Linked DNA regions of Homo sapiens: region 2 is linked to region 1. A link is a loop called in an ENCODE intact Hi-C map of the cell type or tissue named here. Cell type or tissue: ovary. All regions are shown on one strand.

Evidence for each region. A loop is a pair of places that touch in the nucleus more often than their neighbours do. Peaks named below come from ENCODE experiments on the same cell type or tissue, not always from the same donor. Only the 100,000 strongest peaks of a DNase experiment are listed, where the experiment ranks them.
Region 2: it touches region 1 in a loop (2.1-fold over the local background); 22 of 110 quality-filtered maps call a loop at or near these places.

What each region holds. Positions count from the first base shown.
Region 1 is chr7:101,812,401-101,816,400 of GRCh38, reverse strand. It overlaps a transcript of CUX1 not described here. Among named protein-coding and RNA genes, the nearest start is that of CUX1, 3.2 kb to the left of the region's middle. RefSeq lists an enhancer at 1-519 and silencers at 351-580, 621-1,010, 1,930-2,339. In ovary, a CTCF peak has its summit at 2,077 (motif pointing right); DNase peaks (open chromatin) are centred at 470, 750, 1,290, 2,080 and 1 weaker place; H3K4me3 peaks cover 2,762 bases; H3K27ac peaks cover 2,755 bases.
Region 2 is chr7:101,872,761-101,876,760 of GRCh38, reverse strand. All of the region lies in intron 1 of CUX1 (cut like homeobox 1), which reads right to left. Among named protein-coding and RNA genes, the nearest start is that of CUX1, 57 kb to the right of the region's middle. In ovary, no CTCF peak of the experiment used is centred here; no DNase peak of the experiment used is centred here.

The DNA.
Region 1 (4,000 bases):
CCCGGGGGGGCGCCCGGGGTGGGGGCAGACACCGGGGGCAGTGGTGGCGGCGGCGGCTCCCGGCGCCATCTTGGGCTGATCGATGAATTGAACAAAGAGGATCAATTTCCGATCAAGCGAGTGATCAATGGGGGCCGGGGAGCGGGAGGGACTCGGCCCCGACTCGGCCCCGCGGTGCCCGGCACCCCCCTCCTCCCCGCCGCCGCGGGCCCCCCGGCGGCTGGGCCAGCCCGGGGCCCCCGGCGGAGGCCGCGACCGCCCGCAGCCCCCACCCCCGGGCGCGAGGCCGAGCGCGGAGGAGCCTGACCTGCAGCTGCTGTAAATCAAAGCGCTTCCAATATTGAAACATCGATCCCACATTGGCCGCCATCTTGAGACATATTGAGACGGAGTGAGCGGCTGATAGAGAGGGGGCTGGAGTTCAGGAGCCGCCAGGAGGCAGCAGGCGGGCGGCGCCAAAACCCGGCCTGGAGCCGGCCGCCGCCGCCGCCACCGAGGACGCGGACTCCTCCTCACGGCACCGCCGCAGCCATGGCGAGCCCGAGCCGGAGCCGGAGTCGCAGCCCCAGGGCGCGGCGGCCGCGGCCCGGCCTCGCGCGCGCGGCCCCGGCCCCTGCTCCCCCAACCCCCCCACCGCCGCCCTCCCCCTCCCCTCCGCGGGCCGACCGGCGACCCCCGCCCCTCGGGACAACCCCCCCCAAAGTCCGCGGTCGCGCCGGCCACAGACCCGGCCCCGAGGGGGCGCTGGAGGGCAGCGCCCGGGGTCCCCCGGCACCGCGCACCTGGGGAGGGCTGCGGGGGTGGGGGGGGTCTCCCGCTGGGATCGCGATCGCCCGCGGTGGCCGAGCGCAGCGCCTTCAAGACTCCGGTTGGGGGGAACGTCGGAGCGCCCCTGTAGTGGTTAGTGTACAGAGCGCGGAGACGCCGCTACCACCTGCCCGGGACCCCCCACACCCGACCCCTGCGTGGCCCAGGCCCCCCGCAGCAGCGTGCGTGGGAGGCGCCCCGACGGTGGACGGCAACACTCTGATCCCTCTGCGCCCAGCGAGGACCGGGACACCGACACGACCAGGAACAGCGTGGCATGTTTGGAGGAGTGGAGTTGAGGGGGAAACAGCCCTGACCCTCTCAGGGGGCCGCGCGCGTGGATGCCCCACACCCGGACAGCGGCGGTGCCAGCGTCGCACCCGAACGCACCCCAACGGCGGTAGCGCTGGGGGTCCCGGCAGCCCCCATTCGCCCAAGCCGTTCCAGTTTAGGCCACGACAGGAAAAGTCTGGGAGCCCAGTTCTGTGTCCCCCCGCGCCGCTTCAGCGGAACAGCCCAAGAAACTTCCTGTGGTTCAGACACCTTGGTTTGTTGCAACTTTGGGCGCAGAAAGTTGGAAAGTGTGGGTGCACTCACTGAAAACGGAAAGCGTGGTCCCAAGTTTACAGAAATGCTAAAATGCAAACCAAAAAATAAATTCTCTTTTGATTTCTCTCCTCGCGGAAAGCTGGCGAAAGCACACGTTTTATGATCGTCATCTTTCATTGATTATACACACGTGTGACTTGGAGTTTCCAGTAGGAATACTGTTCTTTGACTCTCCCGTACTTCACTGAACGAGTAATTAGTTAAAACAAGTCCCCAAATTCCTTAATCTCAAAATGCATATGTAAATAGAATCTGCATAGGATACAAAATAAAACGCGCAAGTGGAAAACAATTGCTTTTCAAGTGAGTTCGAGGGTTGGCGCAGTGAATTCGGCATTTTTGGAGGAAGAGGCTGGAAATGAAAGTCCCAAGATTTAGAGAACACGCGTGTCCCCAGGTCTTGCGCAGCTGGCCAGGGGCCTCAGTTTCCCCAAGGGGAGGCCCCTGATGTCGGGAACGGGGTTCACTGTCTCCCCAACGCAACCTTGACTCGCCGGTGGGTGGGAGCGCGCTGGCGTCGGGGGGCACGTTGCGAGCCTCCACCCTAGATGCGGTGACGCCGCGCACAGCAGGGCACTGTGGATCTCGGGTGGCCAAGGGCTGCCTCCGTGTGGGGCGCCCCGGCCCGCGCGCTCAGTCGGCCGGCCGCCGCGCTGTAGCTCCGACCGCGCCGCCCGGTAGAGGGCAGCGGCGCCCCGACACTCGGGTCCTCGGGTCCTCGGGTCCCCGCGCACGTGCCCACCGGCGCGCCCAGGCCCCCGCGCCTGCCACGCCCTGTCCCGGAGTCAGGCTTCTGGCGGGAAGCGGCATTGCCACCGAGGGACATTCCTGTCCCGGGGAAATGCGACTTCTAAGGATGCCTGCACACTCGGGGAGGCGGCGGGGGTGGGGGGGGGGGTGCTTCCGCCTTCCCCTGGCATGTCTATTTCTGCGGTGGCAGGCAGGCGAGACCTAGGAATTGCGCTAAAGGTGGCTAGACAAAATGTGCAGGGGCTTAAAAAAAAAAAGAAATCCCTCCCATGGGGAAGGCTCAAGGAAGGATCAGGGAAATGGTTTGGATTTGATGCAGATGTTCTCAATCTAATTATCGTGTAGATCCCCTGGGTTTGAACCAAAAAAGTGAAATATATATGACCTGTGTAATACTCCCGAAATACATCTGGTTGGAATTCAGTATTCTGAATCCATGGCAATATTTTAGAAATAAATCTGATGACTATTAAATACCGTTGTTACATTTCTGGTTATATTTATATTATTTACATGCTAACCTGACTTAGTACAGACACACTATATTGGATGGCCCAGAGGTTAACCTCTATTTAAATACAGTTGAGTTCTCCCACCAAAGTTTTGGGTTACATAAACCTTGTTGCTCTCTGCAGGGGGTGGTGGGAAGGGAGGAGTTTAGAATAACTTTCACCAGCACCATAAAACGTTACTTTGTAAAAAGAAATTCATTCAAAATAAACCACTGATCAAAAGTTATCTGCGTTGAGTGAAACAGCAGAGACCTAAAAAAAACTTTTTAAAGTGCACTTTATTTTTCTTGAGCAAGTATAGACACAGAATAAAAGCAAATTGTATTTATTTCCAAAGACTATTTTGTTTCTTTTGTATTGTTTCAGATTGATTTTTAGCCCCACCATTGTAAAAACCCAGGAGTACCCACTGGCAGAGTGGATCTACAAAGATGTGCGCTGCATAAAATATTTACAAAATATTTTATAGGTTTTAGGACCTAGATTTCCACTGGCACCTACAAAGATAATACAGTAATGGCTATGACCTCCCAGAGCACGGTGTGAGAGGCAGGTAAGTTCTCAAGATAAATGGCCCAGTACCAAGAAATACCTAGGGCACCTGGACACATAATTAATATTACTTAGAATGAAAAACAAGGAAAAAAAAAAAAAAAACAATCCACAGGCATTTGGTCACTTTTCGACACTCAGGCTCTCCCTTTAGGGGATGAAATCTCACAGTTTCCAAGTATATGACCAATTTGCCACCCAAGCTTTCAAAATCAAGCCCCCAGTCATCAGATGGAGGAACTGACCAAGATGATGTTTGTTCCTGACGCCTTTAAATGAAATACAGCTTAGCCCCAAATAAGGTAACTAAATAATTAATATTTGAGCCCAGAATTCCTAAATTTCTTTTCTGGCCCATTTTATTTTGCCTAAAAAGCAGTAAGTAGCCACATGAGGGATGTGATAATACTAACTAATTTAACTTGCAGAAAATTGTAAAGTGCTTTTGGGAGTTCATTCTTTCCTATCTTCCTAACACTAGTGGATTCTCCTTTCCCTGACATCCACATATAGTTTATTAAATCCACTAAAGTAAAAAAAAAATTGTCCAATTCTCCAAAATATGGGTAATTACTACTAAATTGGCCCTCTTTTGGCAGCTCCAAGAAGTGAAAATGTGTCGCGTTGTTTTCTAAAGATTCAAATTTAAAAGTTGTTCTGTTATACTTCACCTAATTCCTTGAAGGAATTAACTATCAAGAATTTCTTCCAAATTGAAAAATGTCTTACACTGTAAGGCATTATTTTAAAAATCCATTTTCTTTATCCCA
Region 2 (4,000 bases), 60 kb before region 1:
GTGTGTGTGTATATATATATTAACTATCATTGAAAGATATTTTCTTTTTCATTTTTCTTTTTTTTTTTAGACGGAGTTTTGCTATGTTGCCAGGTCAGAGCACAGTGGCCCGATCTCAACTCACTGCAACCTCCACCTCCCAGGTTCAAACGATTCCCCTGCCTCAGCCTCCTGAGTAGCTGGGACTACAGGTGCGTGCCACCACGCCTGGCTAATTTTTTCTATTTTAGTGGAGACAGGGTTTCACCATGTTGGCCAGGATGGTCTCGATCTCCTGATCTCGTGATCCGCCTGCCTTGGCCTCCCAAACTGCTGGGATTACAGGCATGAGCCAGCGCGCCCAGCCGAAAGATATTTTCAATAGCACGGTAAACTCTAGGCTAGGACACAAAATTGTTGCAAATCAGGTTTTTTTTTTGTTTTTTTTTTAATCTGTCGCCCAGGCTGGAACGCAGTGGCACCATCTCGGCTCACTGCAACCTCCGCCTCCTAGGATCAAGCGACTCTCCTGCCTCAGCCTCCAGAGTAGCTGGGACTACAAGCGTGTGCCACCACACCTGGTTAATTTTTTATTTTTAGTAGAGATGGGGTTTCGCCATGTTGGCCAGGCTAGTCTCGAACTCCTGGCCTCAGGTGATCCACCCACTTCGGCCTCCCAAAGTGCTGGGATTACAGGCGTGAGCCACCGCACCCAGCCACAAATCAGTATTTGACGTGTTACTTCCACTCACCTAGCTTTCTGTTTACATAAGCCCACAGGGAGAAAATATCTGAATAATGCATCCTGGGACCAAACCATCGGCAGTCATAGGATTCATGGCCATCTTTACTCCCTTCACCATAATTTCTTGTAGTTTCTTAATCTTTACTCTCATTTTTTGCTTTGTAAAAATCAGAGAGAAAGTCATTTCCATTTTGGGAAAAAAAAAAAGAGTGCTAAATAGATGGTTGTTTTTCCTTTATTAGGCAAAAAGTCAGGCCTACGTAATAGAGGATGAAAGAAATCTCTAAAGGTAGAAAAAGCAGAGCTCCCGGAAGGGGCAGAGAGCGGCGCACCTACCCGTGGGCACTGTGGGGAGGGGCTCAACGCGTCTCAGGTCCTGACTGGTATTCAGATGAGGTGTCCTCCTGTGAAAGGTACGAGTGGTACACACACACCACAGCTAAAACAGCAAACAAAACACCACGACCTCGAAAGAAGGGAGGTGGAGTAGCAGGCACAGTTTTCATCCTCCCCTAGCTTCCCTTCACTGTTTGGCACAAACAGTTCTTTGGCTTATTATAGGGCAGTGTGACAAAAATACATTCTAACAGCAATTAAACACCATGTCTAACAGCCAAGTGTTTTTGGTTAATAGAGAGCTCTGCTTATAATAAGAGAAATCATTGTCTAATGCAAAGCAGCTGAAATCTAAGCCCTCGTCCCTATTTCCCATGAGTGAATAGCAGTATTTTCTAAAAACAACAAAAAACATCACCCCACTGAAGGCCTGGCATGTGGCTGACGGTACCTGAAAGAGCTTGCAAACTGACATCAGAGAGGTCTGGGTTTGCATCCTAGCTGTGATTTAAGGAAGAATGACCCAGGACAAAGGTAATCTTTCTAAACCTCACTTTACTCCCGGTAAGAGAGGGTGTGTACAAGGCCCCAGGCAAGACACTGAGACATGCCCCCCAAGTGGACAAGGAGCCCCAGTTAGCCTGATTTCTCCTTTTTGACGTCTTCCTGTCATCAAGCAGAATTGTTACAAATTAAAATAGGCTTGCGGCCAGCGCGCGGTGGGTCCCCACTAAAGGGGTGGAATGAGGTCTAACAGCAGCGGTGTCTGTCCTCGATGCTCTGGGACAGGCGGCCCCCCAGCCTGGTGTCAGAAGGTGTGATGCAAACGCTCTGAAACTGGACTCCACGCCATCAAATTATTTCATTTAGGTGCAATTGTCTTCAATGGTATCAACCACGTGGTACCCTCTACAACTGAGTGTGTTGATTTTGCTTCAAATCCTTAGAATCTTTGTTACAACAACAGATTCCCCATCTGTTTCCCCTGAGTTCACGATGCCAGGCTGGAGGGACAGAAACCCGGGCAGAACCTCGGGGTCAGACCGGGCCACACTGGCCAGCTTGAGGACCTGGGCCAGTGACTTGACTTCTCCCTGAAAAACCAGGATGATACCGCCCACCACCTCGCAGAAACGTCCTGAGAATTCAAAGACATCACGATCCTAAAAAGTTCCCAACGGTGCCTGGCACCAAGGCGATGCGCCATAAATATGTCCTTCCTCTGTGCGTGTGTCCTGCTCCTCAGCTACCGGTGGAGTTTAGAGAAAAGTTCGAGGGCTCCCAGGGAGTTCCAAATCACCATGTTTCCGCTGCTTTTTAAGTAAAATGGAGTTAATACTATCTGCCTTCCAGTCACCTTTAAGGATGCGGTGAGGATTAATTGAATAGGACATATTAAGCCCTTATTTCCTCAGAGAGAGACACCAAGGAAGCACAGGATATTATTCTATCAACGGCCTGCACGGAGATCCTCTCCACAACTGGCATGAAAGGAATGTACCATTTCACTCCCATCCTGCCTGCAATAATCCGAATTCAATTAAGCCAGAAATCTCATTCTGAGAAGCATCTCTTGTTTCACAGGCAATATGAAACCATTCCAGACTCCTGGCCCAAAGAATATGAAATATGATTTACAGTTTACTCTTTTCAAAGCATCCTGAATAGTCTAAGACTACATGAGGCAAGGGAATGCAGGCACTGTGGGCCTCTTTACTTCAGCAGTCTTCCTGTGTTCATTTTCCTGTAGATAATTCACTGATACTGAATAGAAACAGAGGCAAGTACCTATATTATTCTATCAAAAGGAGAACCTGGCAGGACGCGGTAGCTCATGCCTGTATTCCCAGCACTTTGGGAGGCTGAGGCAGGCGGATCACCTGAGGCCAGGAGTTCGAGACCAACCTGACCAATATGGCAAAACCCTGTCTCTACTAAAAATACAAAAAATTAGCCGAGTGTGGTAGTGCACGCCTGTAATCCCAGCTACTCCGGAGGCTGAGGCAGGAGAATCGCTTGAACTCGGGAAGTGGAGGTTGCAGTGAGCCAAGATCGTGCCACTGCACTCTGTCTCACAAAAAGAAGAACCTAAGAAAATATACCTCTTCTTCAAATGTAGAGAAACCTAAAATGTTTCATCTATCTCCCAATATTTAAAATAAGGAAAGAGAACATAGAAGTTCTTCCACAAATATAATTAAAGCCAACATAATACCAGGCATGGTGGCTCACACTTGGTAATCCCAACATTTTGGGAGGCTGAGGTGGGAGGATCGCTTTAGGCCAGGAATTTGAGATCAGCCTGGGCAACATAGTGAGGCCCTGTCTCTATAAAAAATAAAATAAAACATATGGGGTGGGGGGAGGGATAGCATTAGGAAAAATAGCTAATGCATGCTGGGCTTAATACCTAGGTGCAGCAAACCACCATGGTACACACGTTTACCTATGTAACAAACCTGTACATCCTGCACATGTACTATGGAACTTAAAATAAAAATTAAAAAAAAAAAAAAAAAAAAGAAGCTGAGGCCAGGCGCGGTGGCTCACGCCTGTAATCCTAGCACTTTGGGAGACCTAGATGGGAGGATCACAAGGTCAGGAGATCAAGACCATCCTGGCCAACATGGTGAAACCCCGTCTCTACTAAAAATACAAAAATTAACTGGCCATGACAGTGCATGCCTGTAATCCCAGCTACTCGGGAGGCTGAGGCAGGAGAATCACTTGAACCTGGGAGGCGGAGGTTGCAGCGAGCTGAGATCGGGCCACTGCACTCCAGCCCGGGTGACAGAGCGAGACTCCGTCTCAAAAAAAATAAAAAATAAAAAAGCTCAGAGATTTTAAAAAGGATACCCAAATGATTAAAATGGTACATTGTAAAAACTAAGTAAATAAATAAAATAAAAAATAAAACCAACATAACTTTAGTATTCTCTA